2 separate regions of the Homo sapiens genome follow, and region 2 is linked to region 1. Evidence: chromatin loops called from intact Hi-C (ENCODE). Cell type or tissue: Calu3. All regions are shown on one strand. Region 1 overlaps PPP2R2C (protein phosphatase 2 regulatory subunit Bgamma). Region 2 overlaps PPP2R2C (protein phosphatase 2 regulatory subunit Bgamma).

Evidence for each region. Hi-C counts contacts between places; a loop is a spot of excess contacts. Peaks named below come from ENCODE experiments on the same cell type or tissue, not always from the same donor. Only the 100,000 strongest peaks of a DNase experiment are listed, where the experiment ranks them.
Region 2: a loop joins it to region 1, with 13 times the contacts of the local background. A loop is called at or near these places in 1 of 110 quality-filtered maps.

The regions. Positions count from the first base shown.
Region 1 is chr4:6,341,649-6,346,648 of GRCh38, reverse strand. All of the region lies in intron 6 of PPP2R2C (protein phosphatase 2 regulatory subunit Bgamma), which reads left to right. Among named protein-coding and RNA genes, the nearest start is that of WFS1, 74 kb to the right of the region's middle. In Calu3, no CTCF peak of the experiment used is centred here; a DNase peak (open chromatin) is centred at 2,618.
Region 2 is chr4:6,424,260-6,429,259 of GRCh38, reverse strand. The region is part of intron 1 of PPP2R2C (protein phosphatase 2 regulatory subunit Bgamma); the gene reads left to right. Among named protein-coding and RNA genes, the nearest start is that of PPP2R2C, 46 kb to the left of the region's middle. RefSeq lists an enhancer at 3,924-3,973. In Calu3, no CTCF peak of the experiment used is centred here; no DNase peak of the experiment used is centred here.

The sequences.
Region 1 (5,000 bases):
CTCCTCTGGGTTTGTCCACGCTCCGTGTGTCACGCTCAGCCATCCAGGCATTCAGTAGGCGCCTATTCCTGGCATGGGTGTGCAGCAGAGGCCCACCGTCGGGAGCTGGCGTCTGCGGGGGAGACAGACAGTGAACACACACCTGACGCATGTCAGGGCATGGTGAGCAATGGCACCAACACCCACAAAGTCAGGTACAGGGACAGAGGGGGTCAGGGAGGGCCTCCCTGAAGAGACCACAGTGGAACGGACACCCTGAGGGGGTGGGTGGTGCCGATCTCTGGGGAAGAATGTTCGAGAAGGAGGGCACTGCAGTGGCCGTGACTCCACACATTGCCTGTAGGTCAAGGGAGGGACTGGGTTTTGTTCTGGCTGAGCTGAGAATGAGAAGCTGTGGGTTGTCACGAGATTGGGACTTGAGGAGGAAGAGGAGACGCCGCAGAGGGTCCCCGGGGGAGCAGGCGTCAGAGGTCGCTGCAGGGTCTGCAGGAAGAAATGGTGACCCCACTGAGGGGGTTGTTGGGAGGTGGGGCAGGGCTCACCTGGCTGCCCCCTCTGGATGTTGCTTGGAGGTCGAGCTTTGCCTTGTGGGGCGTGACTCTGTGGTTGGTTTGAGCTGTGGGTGAAGGTGGGGCCGTGGCCTGGAACAACAGGGGGTGCCAGGGACCAGCAGGCAGGTTTCAGACCCGCGAGCCTGAGGCCCGTATTGGGTTCCAAGGAAATGGGTCGAGTAGGCAGCCAGATATCCAGGCAGTAATGCCACCTGGAGATAAGTGTGGAGTTAGTGGCCGTGGACTGATGGGAGGCTGGAGACCAGCTGAGATTCCCGGGGTGCAGGGGGCTCGGGGCTGCGTCCTGTGCGCCACAACAAAGGACCACACACTTGGTGGCTGAAAACAGGGCATATGTATAGTCTCAGTCCGCAGTCCCACAGCCAGCTCACTGGCCATAATGAAGGTGCCACGGGCTGGTACCTTCGGGAGGCTCTGGGGAGCACCGTTTTCCCTGCCTCTTCTGGCTTCTAGAGGCGCTGCGTTCCCTGGCACGTGGCCCCTCCCCCATCCTCCCAGCCCACAGCGGCCAAGCCTCTCTCACGTCTCTGACCCTCCTGTCTGTCTTTCGCGTATAAAGGCCCTTGTGATCGCCTTGTTCCTGCCACCCCTAATGATCCAGGATGACTTCCTCATCTCAAGGTTGGCTGAGTTGCGTCCTTGATTTCATCTTTGGCCTTATTTTGACTTTGCCGTGTAGCATAACATAGTCACAGGTGCTAGGGATCAGGACGCAGCCGTCTCTGGGGGCCGTTCCACCGCCTACTACAGGACACTGCCCCCCCACCTACGCCTCCCGCCCATTCACTCAGGCCACATGTGCCTCCAGCTGTGCCTGTGTACAGCCAGGTCTGGGTCCGAATGGAATGGGAGAATATTGGGGAAGAGAGGGGGTTCTTCCTGCTCCTGGTCCGCTGCTGACCCCGTGTGAGCCCTGTGGGAAGGAGGATGGGGCTTCATTGGCACCCTGTTGTTTATAGGGGTGGAAATCCAGAAACATCCTCAATATCCCAATCTTAAATGCTAAGATTATTCAACTCTTCTGAAATGAGTGAGGCAGCTTTTTGTTTCTTTTTCTGGAACCGTTGGTGTAATATATCTGCTCCTTGAAGTATTAGGAAAACTTGTGTGCAAATCTATTCGGCGTCCTTTTGAGGGAGAGAAGGAAAATTTTAAGCAACCAGTTTAAAATGCCGAGAAAATGATGTCGACAGTGATGACATCCATGTACTAGAATATTGTTCGGTCATGTCAGCTATTGTTTTAGAAGAATTTTTAATGCCACAGGGAAGTGATTATGTTGAAAGATTTAGGGGATAACAAAATAAGGCTATGACCACCAGAAAAGTGGAAACAGAGAAAACTCTGGAAAGAAATACACTAAGTTGTCCCTGAGTGGTGAGCTATAAGAAACTGATGGAATATTTTCTTTTTATTTTTCTGTGTATTTTTACTTTCATGATGGATTTGAACTTTGAATCAGAAAACACATGTGTGTGCAGGAAGGGTGGAATTTAGAGAGCACAGAGACGGGCATAGGACAGTTTTGTGCACCCCTCAATGTTTGTGTGACATTTTTCAGTGGGCTAGAGGGGGCAGTCAGACCCCCTTTGGCTCCCGAAGCCTGTGCTATCCGGTTTCCCAGGGCAGAAGCAGCGGTCACATATACCTTGCACATTTCGTGAGTCCAAGCACAGACACATCCATTTCAGCCACGTAATTTCATATGCCTGATGATGTATGAGCCTTGTGTGAATCAGCCAATGAACTCAACAGTGCGAGAAATATGAGTGTTTTCGATGACTCAATTCAATTTCATTCTTCACCCCCAGCTCCCAGGGCTGCAGTGAACGTTAACTTTTAGGGCCTCGGCAGATTCCACTCCTCTCCGGATTGCACTGAGGTTCCAGAAGGCTCTGGCAGGCCGAGGTGCGGAGAGAGGGACATGGTGTCTTCCAGGCCACTGAGGACTTTTGATTGTGCCTGGGCGACCTTGGGGCCAGGTCCTTGCTGACAAATCCCCAAGGGCCTGTTGGCTGTGCTCAGTGACTCACCTGGGAGGTTGGCAACATGCTGACCTCTGGCGGCTCTTGCCCGCACCAGTGATCCCAAGTCTGTAGACAGGGTGGGGCTGCCTGTGATGTACTAAGGTTTTATGTATGCTTTTTGCACACACAGTCATAGGTGAAGTTGGTTTATAATTTTCTTTTCTTATACTCTCTTTGCCCAATTTTAAGATTATTCAACTCTCCTAAAATGAACTGGGCAGCTTTTTCTTTCTTTTTCTGGAGCAGTTGATGTAATATATCTGCTCCTTGAAATCTTAGGAAAACTTGTGTGCAAATCTATTTGGTGTCCTTTTGAGGGAGAGAAGAATTTTTTTCTTTTTTTTTAGACAGAATTTGGCTCCATCACCCTGACACGATCTTGGCTCACTGCAGCCTCCACCTCCTGGGTTCAAGGGATTCTCTCACCTCAGCCTCTGGAGTAGCTGGGATTACAGGTGTGTGCCACCATGCCTGGCTAATTTTTTTTGTATTTTTAGTAGAGACAGGGTTTTGCTGTGTTGGCCAGGCTGGTCTCGAACTCCTGGCCTCCAGTGCTGGGATTATAGGCATGAGCCACCATACCAGGCCAAGAGAAGAAAAATTTTAAACAACCAGCTTAATTTCTTTTTTGATTATTGATTTATGCAAATTTTATTTAAAATTTTTCTAGAATATTTTTCATTATCAAACTCAATATCCTGTACGGAAACTTTCTCTTTCGTGCCAGCAAAAAGATTGCGCAGCAGTTTTTAGCATGCTTTTACAGCTTCCATTTCTCCTCATTTAATTTGCCGCACATTGGGGCGAGTGGCTGAAGTGTCTGTCCTTCTGCATGCCTTGTCCGGGCTGTGTTTTTGCTCTGTGGCTCTCATGGGAAATCAAGCACGCAGCCGCTTTCCAATTAGCAGGTGGCGGCTGTTTTTAATCTGAACACAAATGGCTGTTATTTGAGCTAATTTTTTAAAAGGGATTTGGGGATTAGGATTAGTTCTTCACCTCCCACTTCCATCCATGTATCCAATTACTGCTCAAAACTCAGGGAGTGGCTGATAGTGACACCCCAGAGATGTGCTCACAGCATCATTTTCCTAACAGAATCAGACCGCGAATGAAGAGCGTCCTGGATGCAGGAAGGTGAGCATTTCTGCCATTGGACAGATGAGGAGACCGAGGGTCCGAGAAGCTCTGTGACTTCCCTGGACCCCTCCTCTATCAGGGCAGAGCTGGGGGCACACAGGCCACTCTGTTCCCTCTGCAGCTTCCCACCTTTCTCCGAAGCACTGGAAATCCGCGTCTTGTGACTGCTTGGCAGTGTGACAGGGTAACCGTGGAAACAACCGTACATGAGTCCTCAAAATAGACAGTTACTTCTGCTTATGACAGCACAGAGCCTGCGGAAAGAAAGGGCCGTGCCCGGAACACTGGGATTTCTTAGAATTGGGGGTGATGATGGCTGAGACCCTGATTTCTTAGAATCGGGGCCGATGATGGCCAAGACCCTTCATAGGCCCCCAACGACGTGCCTGGCCCGGTGTTGGGTGAAATAATAACCGCAGCTCATTCTTTGCACACCTAGTGCAAACACATGCTGTTTTCAGTTTATATCTCATTAAATACTCAGCACCTATGATGGGTGTGTTATAGTATTCATCCTACAGATGAGGAAGTTGAATACACTTGACCCTGGAATGATGTGGGAGTTAGGGGTTCAGACAGTGCCTGAATGCAGTTGAAAGTACATGCTTAACTTTTGACTCCCTCAAAACTTCACTCCTAATAGTCGGCTGTTGGTGGGGAGCATTACCAGTAACATCAACAGCTGATGAACATTTGAAGAGACTGATGTCTACGTGGATTTTATGCATTTGTGACATACCTAACTTTTTCTTTTCTTATATATATATGTATGTATATATATGTATGTGTGTGTGTGTGTGTGTGTGTGTGTGTGTGTGTGTGTGTGTGTGTATCGTGGCAGATCTCCAAAATGTTTTCAGTATATTTACTGGGAAAATCGCACATCAGGGGACCTGCAGGTTCAAGCCTGTGTTGTGTGAGGGTCAAGGGGCAACTGTATACGCACTTCTCATTGCTGCGGGAACAATTGCCATGAGCTTAGTGGCTCAAAACAACACAAAAGACTGTTGTACATTCTGGAACTCGGGCTAAAATGAAGGCGTCAGCTGGCCTGTGTTATCTCTGGAGGCTGCAGGGTGGGGCTGTTTTCTGATCTTTTCCAGCTACTAGAGGCTTCTAGAGGCTGCCTGCACTCCTCAGCTCATCATTCCAACCTCTGCTTCCATCATCCCATCTCTTTCTTCCATCTTTGACCTTCCTTCTTCCTCCTATACAGACCCTTGTGATGACATTGGGCCCATCCAGATTATCCAGGGTCACCTCC
Region 2 (5,000 bases), 83 kb before region 1:
AGAAATGGCAGCGTCACGGTCAGGAATTAAAGCTGCTGCTTCTCTGTCACATGGTATACCACAGGGGGTGGTAGCTACAGCCCATGGGCAAAACTTGGCCCAGTGCCTGTCTTTGTAAATAAAGTTTGATTGGAACAGAGTCATGCCCATGTATCTACACATGGCATGTATCTACACATTGTCTGTGGATGCCTTTCTGCTATAATGGCAGAGGTGCAGAGTTGCCAAAGAGGACATATGTCCCACGAAGCCTAAAATATTGGCTATCTGGCCCTTTGCAGAAAGAATTTGCTGACCCTTGGTATAGAGGAAAGTTAGTGGCACAAGTTTAGATCGCCTATAGTGAAAGACCTTGCAGGACCAGGAGTCAGGCAGACCTGGGTTCGAAACCCGCTCTGCCACTTCCTGGTTGTGACTTCAAGCTGCTTGCCTTTTCCTCTCAGGGTTCTGTTTCTGTCTCTGTCAAATGCAGCCAAATACTGCCCAGTTTGCACAGCTGTTTTTGGAGACAGAGACACTCAGCAAGGGGTCCAGCCCCTGGTGGGTGGTATCCCAATGTCACTGTTGGCATTTGCAGTGTCAGTGATGTCTGGCTTATTCATCAGGCCCTCTTGAGTTTGCCCCAAACGAGTCAACCCTCCAGGGCTGTGAAACTTCTGCTGCCTTGATACGATGTGATTTCCGAACCAGAAAAATGGAGGAGGCCCTGGCCCCTAATGCTTAAGTCACGGGTGACTCTGTGCAATTGGTTTCTTCCCTGTCTCCTGTCCCTCTAAAAAGAACCACCTGAGCTCCCGGACTGTGCTATATCCAGGCCTAAAGGCTGGTGGACCAGGACACAGTCACCAGCAATCAGCTTTCATCGACTTGGCTGGACCTTGGAAACTTAAGGCTTGCCCTGCCCTGGCTTCTTGCGGTGAGCAGGTCTTATGGAGTTGCTCTAACCACTGTCCATCCAGGCCGGGGTTAGAGGATCCAAACACAGCCATGTTGACGGGAACCTGGAGGCAAATAGAGGGCATGAGACCCTCCTCTCCTGAAACCTTTCTGGCCTTCTTATTGGATACCCACCAAACAGTCTTGATCTTAAAACTTTGTGCAAAGCAATAGGATGAACTTGTAGGACATGCATAAAGAGGAAGGTATGGATTGTGACATGCGGCTCTTAGGGATGCTCCTCCTACAGTGCTGAGTGACCCTCCTCAGAGGCACAGGTGTGGGCACAGCTTGTTCTTTCAAATCCTGGCACCCCAGCTGTTCTGCTGTCTAGCTCGTTCCCTCATTGACAAAACAGGAATAACAGTGCCCACCTCCTTGGGCTGTTAGGGGATCAACTGAGATGCTAAGTCATCCAGGAGGGGGAGCCTCTTTCCCAGAGTCCTGCCTGTGCCCGGTGGCTGTGCAGACCTGATACCCGCAGCCATCTACCTCTACACCTCATGTGTGTTAGAGAACACCACTCTGATTTCAGCCTCTCAGACTGGGGGTTCAGTCACTGGCTGCTAAAAGCTTCCTAAAGCCAAGGCCTCTCCTTGCCTCCAGGGGCTCCGTGTCTGTTAGATGTGTAAACAGATCCATCACCGAGCATACTGATGAGTCCTGGCCTAGGGACAAGCATGGCCACAAGTGAGGTGTCTGGAAAGGGCTCACAGGGGAAGGAGCCACTGAGGAGGGCAAGAAGAAGGCTTGGCCAGGAAGATGGGGTAGGGCTCATTCCTGGCAGGTCCAGCCTATGTGAAGCCCAGAGACCCAGTGAGGGGCTTGCCCATCCTTTGGCCTTGCTGGAGCCAAGGGTGTGAAATGGGAGCTGAGAGTAGGATGTTAGTAGCAGTGGCTTCCTGGGAAGGGCCCCCACGTGGGAGCCTCTGGCCTGGTTGCAAATGGCAGGACCAAGGAGGTCGTTGTTGAGTTAGTTGGAAGGCACTGTCCTGCCAGGATTTCCCACGTCCTCGTTTGAGCATTGAGATGCTGAACGTTAAACTGTCCTTCATTCTCCAGCTCAGTTCTTTTATTCATCCAACAAACACAGAGTAGCTACTGTGTACCAGATACTATTCTAGGCACTGGGCATACAGTGGGGCCCCCAGCTCGTCCTGGCCTCCCAGCCCAGTGGGTGTGGAGCAGTGAGCAGGAGGACCTCGAGTGTCACACTTGCTCCCCTTGGTACACATTGGCACATGGCGTTGCCAGGTCAGATATTCTCTTCTTGGGGTTCACCAGCATCCCCCTTGGATGTGCCCTCCGTGGTATGTGGCCGCTTCCATCTCAGTCTCAGGCCGATGGAAGATATTTTCAAAATTAACTTAGCTTTTGGAATTGGTTCCTCCCCATGTTGGTGCTCAAAGACTCCCCAGTGAGACAGCTGCCTCCTTGAGCTCTGTGTGCAAAACTTGGGGAGCAAGACTTGCTTGAGCCAGTGTTTGGCCTGGCCCAAGCTGTTGGGCCTGCAGAGCCTCACCTGCCCCTGTGGCTCAGGGCTTGGTGTCTGAAGTGGATGGAGGCAGCTGAACTGGTTTCTCCAGGGCCCCATCCAGCCTGCGTTTCCCAGGCTGCTGTCCCAGCTCTGCTCCACCCAAGTCTACTCTGCCGTCCCCTGATACTGACACTGAGTGTGTTTCTGAACACTGCAGGGGGTGAGGAATAAGGTGGGCATATTGTAGCTTCAGGAGGTGATGCTTGTGTCTGAAATACAAGGACCACAATTGCCATGCAGGTGTAAATATCTCCAGTGATTACACATTTCCCTGCACCGACCGAGTGGCTGCACCCAGTCTGGGGCTCTGTCTCTCCTGGTCAGTCTGTTCTTCCTGAAGCCAGGAACACAGGAGGGCAAGTTTCTCTCCATCCCTAGTCCCACCCTGGAGCCAGCACACAGTAGGCTGCAGGAAGTGCTCGTGGAACAAACACAGGCAGCAATGGAAGAATCCCCACCACTGGGATTTTCAGCAGCTGATCGTAGAAGGGAGCTGGACTGCAAGGCCGTCTCCGACCGCCTCCCTCTCACTGCCCAGCTGGCTAGGGTGATGAGTATGGACGAGGATGGAGGCAGGCTGTGGCTGCTGTCTCATCCAAGTAGCCTTTTCCTGACACCCCAAGGCTGGGCAGAGGGACTGAGTTGGTCCCAGGGCGGAGCCTGCTGGGAAGGAAGGCTGTTAGCCGCTGCCTTGCAGGTGCCATAGCAATGCCAGGCAGCCCACCTGCTCCTTGGATTAGATGGGGGATCAGAGCCATGAGGGAAGCAGGCCTGTACCCAGGAACAGGCTCATCCCGCCCCTGCCCTGGCCCGGTACTGATGGACCTGGAGCCATAGAGTGCCTCTCCCCGCAACACACATGCACATGCATGCACGTGTGCATGCACACACATACACCACATACACACCACACACACACACCCCACACATACACACATAACACACACACCACACACACACACACACACACACAGCCAAGCATCGATTCTGGGCCCTGTTCTGTATGCACACCAATTTTCCTGAACAGACTCTCCTTGTCTTCTAGCACCCGGGAGGATTCAGAAGTGTCCTGGCTGCCCTGTGGTGATGGGGATGGCAGGGACCTGCATTTTTGTGAGTTCCTGCACGTGATGAAGGGGAAATTGCAACTGCCCAGGCAGCCTGTGCAAAAAGGCAGTGGGTTTCAAGTGTGGTCATAAACCAAAAGCCTCAGGTTCACACGTCATGGGGGAGGCTGAGGGGAACACACAGCCTCTGAGCTGTGCTCTCGGGCTGATTCTGAGCTCGTGCTGGTGGGGACACCCCCAGACTTCCAGCAGCACTGGATGTCCCTGGATCCTCACATGACTCATGAGGAGGGGCTGGCATGTTCCTGAACTTCAGGTGTTGACTCTGCAGTGAGGCGATTTGGATCAGAGAGACTGTGCAGGTGCCCAGGACACACAGCAGGTGAGGTGCACAGCCAGGCTTGGCTAGCAATTGGGCTCTTAATGATGCTCACACTGGACGTGTCAGAGTGCCTGCTCCTGGGCGTGCACAGCCTTGTGGGAGGGGCCGACAGGTGGATAGGGAATTATAGGGTGGGGGGACAGGGAGCTGTGCTGGCTGTTGTGGGGACACCACAGGGAAGGCCCCCTGACTCTCATGTTCCAGCATTGCCACTTCCTGTCATCCTCTCGGCAACCCTATATGAATGGGAATAGGAGTAAGTGCTCTGTAAAGACTCCTCTGGCTGCCAGGCACGTGCTAAGCTCTTTGCCCACACCACTCAGGCATTCTTCATGATGGCCCTAAAAGTAGAGACTCTTGTGTCCCCATTTTACAGAGTAGGAAAGTGAACCCTAAAGAGGCTGCCTGCTGTTCTGTGGCCACACAGCTGGGCAGTGGCGGCATTGGGATTTGAACCCAGAAACTCTGGCTGTACGGTCTTAGCCTTGGCTCACTCTCACCTCCAAGAAATAGACTCTGAGCAGTGAGGTGACGTGTCCCAGGTCTCATGGGGGCTGAGGGATCTGGGAAGGGTGATTTGCCCCCACCCCTGCATCTCCCACACGGTCCCATCCCTGAACCCTTGCACACACGGCCCCTCTGCCTCCATGCCCTTCCCCTCACTTTGTCAAACCCCAGCAGCTGTTCAGCAGGCACACCACAGCCGCCTCTGGAGGAGGCATTGGCTGGTCTCCTGTGTCAATGTATCGACACTGCCTGGCGAGGTCTGGCTCTCCGGCCTCCCTGTGTATCCACAGGTCTCCCCAGCTCTGCAATCCCTTTAGGGCAGGCTCAGGTCAGTCATGCTATGGTCACCCCTCAGTGCCCCGACATGGCTCAGCAGTGTCCGGTGGCTTGAATGGAGGACCACAAAGTGTCCTCTCTCTGCAGAGGGGCCCCAGGTCATATCTGCTGACTTAGCACCGCCTATAAGATTTAAAGACCATTCTGTTTTCACCTGGAGGAACCGTCAGCTCACGCAGGATGGCAGGTGGTTTTCCAGGGCTCCACAGTGAGGTCTCCAGTTCATCTTTTGATG